Regions from separate parts of the Homo sapiens genome. Here region 2 is linked to region 1. The links are chromatin loops, found by intact Hi-C in ENCODE. Cell type or tissue: PC-9. All regions are shown on one strand. Each heading gives the region's core, and the rest is flanking DNA. Links, peaks and the distances in the headings are about the cores only.

Region 1 (5,381 bases), core at 151-5,150:
CAGGGTATCCCTGATCCAGGGACTGGGATTCTGTTGTCCCCCTTATGTTTGTCAACTCAGTGTTCTGTGAATCAACAAGGGCTGATAGGAAGGAGTTTTTGGGCAGAGGGTGGGGTGGGAGTAGGGAGGGGTTTGGGGTGGGCAGAGTAAGAAGAGAGCTGGATTGTGTCACTGGTGATGTTCTCATTGGAAGTAACAAACATTCAACCCATAGATTCAAGGATCCCTCGAGACAAAAGGTCCAAAGACAGAAGTTCCAGGGCTCGGTCAGCCATTCAGGAATGTCAGCAAAGACACAGGCCCCTTGCATCTCTTTGCTTTGCTGTTCTCAGCATGTCAGTCATGCCCCCACTTATGGCCACGAGGTGGCCAAAGCAACACTAAACATCACTTCTTTACATGCCAATGTCTGGAGCAGGAAGACAGAAGCGGATGGAAAGGGGCTTCTTCTCAGGAGTCTCTCTCCATTTGCTAGGAGGGAAATCTTTCCCAGAAGTCACCCAGGAGACTTTTCTTGCATATGATTGGCCAGAATTTGCAGTGGTGGTTCTGCAGGAGAGCTGCAAAGGAGGTTGAGAGATTAGGCAAAGAAGAAAGGAAGAGGGAAGCAACCAACAAGGTCTGCCTCAAGAGTCCTGGAGAGACAGTGATGGGAGCAGATAGGTACCAGGAAAAGATGAAGGGAAGGCAAAATCAGAGGGAAGAGTTCATAAGGACGATCCGTATATGTCAAGAAATATTGCTGCAAATAAGAACTGAAGGGAAGTGTTGAGATCATTCAGATTGATTGTTAGCATTTATTGCTATGCCAGTTTTTTTTCCCCCCACATTTTATCTCATGTAATTCTCACACCAGCCTTCTGGGTTGGTGTTACTCACTCTATGTTACAGATAAACTGAACCTGGGGAAAGCTAAGGCAAATAGCTCATAAACATTATCTCAGAGACCAGTGCTGGATTGGTTTCAGATCTACCTACACCTGCCCCCCATCAGCTAGTCGAGGAATCACTGGGTTATGCAGGGTCACACAGAATAAATGGTGGGTCTGGGCTTTGAATTCAGATCTTCTGTCTCCAACAATAATAACAACTGCTAGCATTTGGTTCATTAGCAATTTCCTGGGCACTGTGCTAAGTGGTTTTGTTTTTGTTTTTTGAGATGGAGTTTCACTCTGTTGCTCAGGCTGGAGTGCAATAGCATGATCTCAGCTGACTGCAACCTCCGCCCTCTGGGTTCAAGTGATTCTCCTGCCTCAGCCTCCCGAGTAGCTGGGATTACAGGTGCGTGCCATAACACCTGGCTAATTTTTGTGTTTTTAGTGGAGATGGGGTTTTACCATGTTGGTCAGGCTGATCTCGAACTCCTGACGTTCTAGCGATTCGTCCCCCTCAGGCTCCCAAAGTGCTGGGATTATAGGCATGAGCCACCGTGCCTGGCCTGTGCTGAGGGTTTTACACGCATTATCCTGTTCAACCTTATGGGAAAGGTATAGATTTTACAATCTCTGACATTGAGAGATCACAAGTAACTTGCCAATGTTACTTAATCAGTAAAGTGACAGAATCAGGATTTGAACATGGGCCTTCTGACCACAGCACTCATTTTTTAACTGGTACATTCTACTGCCTCTCAAGGCTCCAGGTCTCAGATAATTAGTCCAAGGCTTTTTCTCTCTACCCACGTTGTCTCTATACCTGTCATTGTTTAAATCTTAAATCACCACCCACTGAGAAATACACCCTACTTGTTATAACTGTCACCCTGTGATTGATGAAGAAAATTCCAGCACCCAGTTCTTGGGAGAAAGCCTAAAGCCTCATGGGAAAGGTGCTCCCATCTGTGCATGATGGGACAGAGTTAACTTGGCTGGAGAGAAGGAAACCTCAAGTTGAAAGTAAAAGTGAGTGGTTGGGTTGATGCTTCTCTGCTTCACTTCCTATGTGAGCCTGTAACTGTGTACAGTGAATGCCAAAATGGAAATAGTCTTTTATGTTGTGGGGCTTTGTTCCCATGATGGTAATCCCCCATTTTAATGCTGATAAATACAATGGTGAGGATTATGCCCCTTAATTTAATTTGGCCTGCATATGGCAAAGCTCTCACAAGGCTTTTATGTGACATTCTTTAGCACAGCTAGCCTGTTTTTGTGTAAAAGGAACTCATATGAAGAGGCAGGAGATTGATAATGCTGGTGCAAATGTTTTCACAAGACGGCTTGTAACACACCCCCAGTGAAGCTGCTTCGTTATGGGCCCTTCAATGAGGATTCAGATTCAGAGTGATGGGAACCTCCGTGACTCAGGCAGCTCAAGGAGAACTGGCACCTCACAAGGGGAAAACAAGTGCATATTTCTCCTGTGTGTCATCCTTGCAGCTCTGGGGCTTGGAGCCAATTGGGCTGACCTCAGAATTGATGAGCCAGAGAAACAGCCTCCCAGTCAGCAGGGCCGACTGTGGGCCAGATTTTCATGTGGGCTGTGAAGTACAGATTGTCACATATCTTGACGAACATTGTGTGTGAGGGGTCACGGCAGAAATACATGGCAGTTCTAAGACTGTTGAACAGAACAAATCCTCCAGCAAATTTCCTACCAGTGTGGTCAAGTTAGTGCACTAACACGTTAGAGGACCCCACATGAAACCAGAGGGAAAATGGCAGCATGATGTGGGAGTGGTGGTAGGAATAGTAGCCTTCTCTGATCAAGTGCTTAAGATGTGGTAAACACTGTATGTATTGTCTCATTTGGGTAGAAAAATGATGAGCTTTGGTGACAGACCTGGGTTTGAATCCTAGTTGAATTACTTACGAGCTATGAGACATTGGACAAGTTCCTTCCTCTCTCTGAACCTCAGTATCCTAGACTGCAAAAAGGGAATAATTGGGAGGACTGGAGATAATCAAAGCAAAGGAACTAGCACAGTTCTAGACATGTAATGAATACTCAATAAGAGATTATGGCAAGCTGTTGTGGGTCATGGTGATAGAAGTAGCAGCAATAATAGTAGTAATATTAGTATGGAAAAGTTTTCTGTAAAGTTAAACTCATATGAAGGATCAAGACTTTGACTTAGCTCTAGAATTGTAGACTAAAATAAGCATTGAGGTTTCCATCACCTTAGAAACTTTGAACAATGCTCACTCTCTGCTTTAACTTTAGAGACAAATTTTATTTTCTTGTATTCCTGGCTCCTATCTCAGGAATGAATCTGAGATTGACTTTGGGTTCAGGAGTCACCCTTACCAACATTGCCAGCATGACATTATCATACCCTCAAATAATAACATTCAGAGCTTAGTTGATTGCTAGAGCTTTCTTAGACTTTCTAGATTTTTAAAATATTAATTGGTCACGTGTATTTTCAAAACCTTTTTGAAGGCAGAAACCTTATCACCAGCTGAAAGAAGCTTCAAGGAGAAATCTGTTTTGAGTTATATTTTTCCTTGGGGACTTGCTTATGGCCGTACATAAATATTTATCTGAACTATTTCAACAAACCCTAAATCATCAGTGATCCTTATGCAAAGAGTCCTTTTAGAAGATTTCTGTATGTCAAGAATGCCAACAGTCTCTTTCTAAGAACAGATTCCAAGGACCAGAGGCCTCTTTTAAAATAGTTGGAACTCTTTGGTGGTTTTCAACATGTCTTTTGTTTTCATATTCTGTATATCTGTTCACGCTATTCCATCTGAATAGAATTCCCTTGCCAGTCCTGTCTTTACCTGCTGATGTTTTACTCATCCTTCAAGGTCTCATTCGTGTGACATACAGACAAGGGCAAGAGAAGAGCATCCCAGGCAGGAGAAACAAGAGTGGGCCATAGCCAGAGGCAGGATATGCAGAGCCATTCTTGGAAGGTGAGAGGTCCAGTGAGAAGAAGGCAGAGGGTAGGATGGGGGTGGTATGAGGCAGGAAGAACTATTACAGGGAATAAGGCACCAAGATATGGGAGGTCTTCAAAAGTACACAAAATGTTTTGTTGTTCTATAGGTCAAAAGATGTAAACCCATAGTGTTTGGGTAGAATATAGTCTACAGACATGTTTTGTTTGGCCTGAATGTTGTTAAATTTTTAAAATTAGATTCTAACACATAAAAATAGATTTCATGTCATTCGGACTTCTGATAGCTCTTAAAAAACCTGAGTATCTGGCAGCAAACTGCTGGAAGTGAGCAGGAGCTATCTTTCACAGATCCCTACTTAACCGCCTGCCTAATTCATGGCTTGGCCTGCCAGCATCCGAGTTTGATTCTCTCCCGCTGTCTGCAGAGCACCATCTAGGTAGAGGAAACGATTCAGCTACAGACCCTGGAGCCAAACTGCCTCTGTTCTGGCCCAGGTTTGTGTCCAACTACCTCAATGACCTTGGGCAAGTGTGTTTCTAATAATGGTACTTACCTCATGCCGCCATTGTGAGAATAAACCATAGGAAACGTTTAGATGACTACCTAGTACGTAGTTAAGTGGACAAAAATGTTAGCTCTTATTACTGTATCCCACATGAGATAATAAACTTTAGGGCTGAAACTGTCACTCATTTCTGTAGCACTCACAGAATCCAGAATTTAGAATCTTTGGCCATAACTGGCATAAAATGAAATAATTGATGAATGGACAAATGAATATGTGCTCCTTGAGTTTTTATTTCTGTGAGGTCCAAAGCTAAATTTAATTACTTTGTTCTCTAGAAATGCTTCCTATTTACCTTGAGTTTGATTTGAGCATCCTAGTTAGTTGATAAAGGAGCTAGCTTTCTCAAAAAGTCGAAAATCCTAATTAAACAAGTGAAGGGAGATTCTATTAACACCATGTCATTTTTCTGTGATGCATCTACCTTCCTAACTCAAAAATAAGCTCCAAGTTTGGGAAGATGTTTCTGTGTTTTCTTTAGGAAGCTCACTTATTGGCTGGTAGCTGCCTATGGTTAATATCTCAAATTGAGGGTCAGTTGCTAGGAACTAGGATGTGGTGGACTTCAGCAGATATGATGTTAGAATGCATGTTTGACTTGGGTTTTCTTATATCCCATGCCTGCCATGTGATCCACACTTCAAGGCAAAATTTTATTTTATTTTTTTTGAGATGGAGTTTCGCTCTATCGCCAGACCGGAGTGCAGTGGCGCAATCTCAGCTCACTGCAACCTCTGCCTCCCGGGTTTAACCGATTCTCCTGCCTCAGCCTCCTGACTAGCTGGGACTATAGCTGTGCACCACCATGACCAGCTAATTTTTGTATTTTTGATAGAGACGGAGTTTCACCATGTTGGCCAGGATGGTCTCAATCTCTTGACCTCAAGTGATCCACCTGCCTCAGCTTCCCAAAGTGCTGAGATTGCATGCATGAGAAACTGTGCCCAGCCTCAAGGCAAATATTTTTGTGC
Region 2 (5,381 bases), core at 129-5,128, 84 kb before region 1:
TAATATTTCATCTCATTATAGTTTTGATTTTCATTTCCCTAATGTTTAGTGATACTGAGTATCTCTTCATATACCGGTTAGCCATTTGTATGCCTTCTTTGGCGATATGTGTAGTCAAGTCCATATTTAAATTGTTTTTTTTTTTTTTGGGCCAGGCATGATGGCTCACACCTGTAATCCCAGCACTTTGGGAGGCTGAGGCAGGCGGATCATGAGGTCAGGAGATTGAGTCCAGCCTGGCTAACACGGTGAAAACCCGTCTCTACTAAAAATACAAAAAATTAGACGGGCATGCTGGTGGGCGCCTGTAGTCCCAGCTACTCAGGAGGCTGAGGCAGGAGAATGGCGTGAACCCAGGAAGTAGAGCTTGCAGTGAGCCAAGATTGTGCCACTGCACTCCAGCCTGGGTGACAAAGAAAGACTCCATCTCAAAAATAATAATAATAATAATAATTTTTTGTTATTTGGCTTTTTTACTATTGAGTTGTAGGAGTTCCTTATATATTTTACACATTAATCCTTTATTAGCTATATAGTTTGAAAAAAGTTTCTCCTATTCCATAGCTTATCTCTACAATTCGTTGATTGTTTCCTTGGTTGAGTAGAAGTTCTAGTTTTATGTAGTCCCATTGTCTATATTTGCTTTTATAGCCCATGTTTTGGTTTCATATCCAAAAAAATTGTTGCCAAGACTAATGTTATGAAGCTTTTCTCCTATGTTTTCTTCTAGCAGTTTTATAGTTTCAGTTCTTTTTTTGAGACAGAGTCTCGCTCTGTCGCCCAGGCTGGAATGCAGTGGTGCTATCCCTGTTCACTGCAAGCTCCACCTCCCAGGTTCACACCATTCTCCTGCCTCAGCCTCCCGAGTAGCTGAGACCACAGGTGCCCACCACCACGCCCGGCTAATTTTTTGTGTTTTTAGTAGAGATGGGGTTTCACCATGTTAGCCAGGATGGTCTCGATCTCCTGACCTTGTGATCCGCCTGCCTCAGCTTCCCAAAGTGCTGGGATTACAGGCGTGAGCCACCATGCCTGGCTATAGTTTCAGTTCTTGCATTTTAATCTTCAAGCCATTTTGATATGATTTTTGTGTATGGTATAAGGTAACAGTTAAATTTTATTCTTTTGTATGTGGATATTCACTTTTCCTAACACTGTTTGTTGAAGAGATTATTTTACCCCATTGTATACTCTTGGTGATTTTATCAAAGATCATTTGATCATGCATCTGTTGTGTGTTTATTTCTGGGCACTCTGTTTTGAATTCAGGAAATGTGAGTCCTCCAGCTTTATTCTTTTTCTCACTGTTGTTTTGGCTATTCTGGGTCCTTTGTGGTTCTATATGAATTTTAGGATATTTTTTCTATCTGCAAAAGATGCCATTGGGACTTAATAGGGATTACACTGAATCTGTAGAATGCTTGGGATAGTATGAACATTTTAACAATGTTAAGTCTTCCAACCCATGAACAGTGATGTCCATCAGTTTATTTGTGTCTTCTTTAATTTCTCCCAGCAATGTTTTGTAGTTTTTGGTGTAAAAGTCTTTTGCCTCCTTGATTAAATTTATTCCTATTATATTTTGATGCTATTTTAAATGGAATTATTTCCTTAATTTCTTTTTTGAATAGTTCATTTTTAGTGTATAAAAATGCAACTGAATTAGCTGGGATTGGTGGCGCGTGCCTCTAATCCCAGCTACTCAGGAGGCTGAGGCATGAGAATCACTTGAATCTGGGAGGTGGAGGTTGCAGTGAGCTGAGATCACACCACTGCACTTCAGCCAGGGCAACAGAGTGAGACTCTGTCTGAAAAAACAACAGCAACAACAACAACAAACTGATTTTTGGGTGTTGGTTTTTTTTTTTTTTTTTTTTTTTGAGACGGAGTCTCGCTCTGTCCCAGGCTGGAGTGCAGTGGCATGATCTCGGTTCACTGCAACCTCCGCCTCCTGGGTTCAAGTGATTCTCCTGCCTCAGCCTCCAGAGTAGCTGAGATTACAGGCGCGTGCCACCACGCCCGGCTAATTTTTGTATTTTTAGTAGAGACGGGGTTTCACCATGTTGGCCTGGCTGGTCTCCAACTCCTGACCTTGTGATCCACCCGCCTCGGCCTCCCAAAGTGCTGGGATTACAGGCGTGAGCCACCTCGTCCAGCCTGGGTGTTGGTTTTGTATCAGCAATTTTGCTAAAGTTAGTTCTAACATTTATTAGTTCTAACACTTCTTTTAATGTGGAATCTTTAAGGTTTTCTACATATAAAATTGTGAACGGACATTAATTTTACTTCTTCCTTTCTGATGTGGATGCCTTTCATTTCTTTTCCTTATCTAATTGCCCCAGCTAAGACTTCCAGTACTATAATATTTTGAATGGAAGTGGTGAGTGTGTGAATCCTTGTCTTGTTTTTGATCGTGTGGAAAAAGCTTTCAAATTTTCACTATTTGGTATGATGTTAGTGTTACTGGAAAGGGATCCCAATCCAGATCCCAAGAGAGGGTTCCTGGATCTTGCACAAGAAATAATTTGGGATGAGTTCATAGAGTAAAGTGAAAGCAAGTTCATTAGGAAACTAAAGGAATAAAAGAATGGCTGCTCCATAGGCAGAGCAGCCCCAAGGGCTGCTGGTTGCCCATTTTTATGGTTATTTCTTGATTATATGCTTAATAAGGGGTAGATTTGTCATGAGTTTTCTGGGAAAAGGGTGGTCAATTCCTGGAACTGAGGGGTCCTCCCCCTTTTAGACCATATAGGGTAACTTCCTGATGTTGCCATGCATTTGTTGTCATGGAGATGGTGGGAGTGTCTTTTAGCATGCTAATGCATTATAATTAGCATATAATGAACAATGAGGATGACCAGAGGTCACTTTCATTGCCATCTTGGTTTCGGTGAGATTTGACCAGGCTTTTCTTTTTTTAACTGCAACCTGTTTTATCAGCAAGGTGTTTATGATCTGTATTTTGTGCCAACCTCTTATCTCATCCTGTGACTAAGAATGCCTAACCTCCTGGGAATGCAGCCCAGTAGGTCTCAGCCTTATTTTCACCCAGCCCCTATTCAAGATGAAGTTGCTGTGGTTCAAATGCCTCTGACATTTCACTGTGGGATTTTCATAAATGGCCATTAATATATTGTGGTAATTTCCTTTTATTTCTTTTTTTTGTGGACATATATTTTTATTTCTCTTTGGTAAATATCTGGAAGTGTTATCTCGGAGCTATATGAATTTATGCTTACTTTATAATAAATTTTCCACCTGATTTCAACAGTAGCTCTAATATTTTGTATTCCTATCAGCAATGAAGGTTCCAGTTGTTCCTAATACTTGTGAACACGTGTTATTGTCTGCCTTTTTTATTTTAGCCATAATAGCAGGTATGTAGAGCTGTATCATTATGGTTTTTATTTCTACTTCCCTAATGACTAATTAAGTTAAAGTTATATCATGTGCTTATTTGCCCTTTGAGTATCTTCTTCAGTGAAGTTTCTGTTCAAATATATTGCCCATTTATTAATTGATTGTCCCTCTTCTTGTTATTTAGTAGGAGGTGTTCTTTTTTTTTTTTTTTTTTAATTATACTTGAAGTTCTAGGATACATGTGCACAACGTGCAGGTTTGTTACATAGTATACATGTGCTATGTTGGTGTGCTGCACCCATTAACTCATCATTTACATTAGGTATATCTCCTAATGCTATCCCTCCCCACTCCCCCCACTCCCCGACAGGTCCTGGTGTGTGATGTTCCCCACCCTGCGTCCAAGTGTTCTCATTGTTGAATTCCCACCTATGAGTGAGAACATGCAGTATTTGGTTTTCTGTCCTTGCGATAGTTTGCTCAGAATGATGGTTTCCAGCTTCATCCATGTCACTACAAAGGACATGAACTCATCCTTTTTTATGGCTGCATAGTATTCCACGGTGTATATGTGCCACATTTTCTTAATCCAGTCTTTCATTGATGGATGTTTGGGTTGGTTCCAAGTCTTTGCTATTGTGAATAGTGCCGCAATAAACATACATGTGCATGTGTCTTTATAGCAGCATGATTTATAATCCTTCAGGTATATGCCCAGTAATGGGATAGCTGGGTCAAATGGTATTTCTAGTTCTAGATCCCTGAGGAATCGCCACACTGTCTTCCACAATGGTTGAACAGTCCCACCAATAGTGTAAAAGTGTTCCTATTTCTCCACATCCTCTCCAGCACCTGTTGTTTCCTGACTTTTTAATGACCGCCATTCTAACTGGCGTGAGATGGTATCTCATTGTGGTTTTGATTTGCATTTCTCTGATGGCCAGTGATGATGAGCATTTTTTCATGTGTCTTTTGGCTGCATAAATGTCTTCTTTTGAGAAGTGTCTGTTCATATCCTTTGCCCACTTTTTGATGGGGTTGTTTGATTTTTTCTTGTAAATTTAAGTTCTTTATAGATTCTGGATATTAGCCCTTTGTTAGATGGGTAGATTGTAAAAATTTTCTCCCATTCTGTAGGTTGCCTGTTCACTCTGATGGTAGTTTCTTTTGCTGTGCAGAATCTCTTTAGTTTAATTAGATCCCATTTGTCAATTTTGGCTTTTGTTGCCATTGCTTTTGGTGTTTTAGTCATGAAGTCCTTGCCCATGCCTATGGCCTGAATGGTATTGCTTAGGTTTTCTTCTAGGGTTTTTATGGTTATAGGTCTAACATTTAAATCTTTAATCCATCTTGAATTAATTTTTGTATAAGGTGAATTTCCTTTTATTTCTAATTTGTTCAGTGAATTTAATAATTTTATGTTCTTTTTGCTTATAAAATGAATATAAATTCAATTTATAAGTTACAAATTATTTTAAACTTATAAATAATTATTATAATTTATAATTTATATCATCAAAGTGTCAAAATTTTCCAAATTTTAAAAATTCAGAGCAGATTGTTTTGAAAATTCAGAAAAATACAAGGACCCAAAGGGAAAAATTACTCATGATCCTATTTCTTAACTTTTCCTTTAATTTATGTTCTTTGTGGTCTCTTTCTCAGGTAATTTGGCCCAGACAAGAGCTAGGATAACAGTGGCCTCAAGTTCTTTGCCTCCACATTTCAGTGCTGGGAAAGCCAAGGTGAGTAACAGATTTGCACCAAATATAGTATGGACTGGCAGGTACTCTTGACCCAGGGATAATCTTAGAGTGGGCAGCATTAGTTCCCTTCTAGCAGCCCTCTGCCTGGGCAGTCTAGTAGAGAGATTAAAGGCATTTAGGAAATCAGGGGTTAGGAAATTGGAAACATCATGGAATCCTTACAATCCTGATTCTCAGAAAGAGCACTTAAGAACAATGCTACCTGAAAAAATAAAGTCTAAGAAAAGATAAAGCATTTCTCTGACACTACCAGCA

Evidence for each region. Peaks named below come from ENCODE experiments on the same cell type or tissue, not always from the same donor. Only the 100,000 strongest peaks of a DNase experiment are listed, where the experiment ranks them.
Region 2: a loop joins it to region 1, with 9 times the contacts of the local background. A loop is called at or near these places in 1 of 110 quality-filtered maps.

The regions. Positions count from the first base shown.
Region 1 is chr2:170,523,346-170,528,726 of GRCh38, forward strand. The region is part of intron 30 of MYO3B (myosin IIIB); the gene reads left to right. Among named protein-coding and RNA genes, the nearest start is that of MYO3B-AS1, 180 kb to the left of the region's middle. In PC-9, for the core only: no CTCF peak of the experiment used is centred there; a DNase peak (open chromatin) is centred at 2,376.
Region 2 is chr2:170,438,942-170,444,322 of GRCh38, forward strand. MYO3B (myosin IIIB) reads left to right here. Exons shown (of 35, transcript NM_138995.5): 23 at 5,026-5,105. Among named protein-coding and RNA genes, the nearest start is that of MYO3B-AS1, 91 kb to the left of the region's middle. In PC-9, for the core only: no CTCF peak of the experiment used is centred there; a DNase peak (open chromatin) is centred at 2,900; H3K27ac peaks cover 1,445 bases.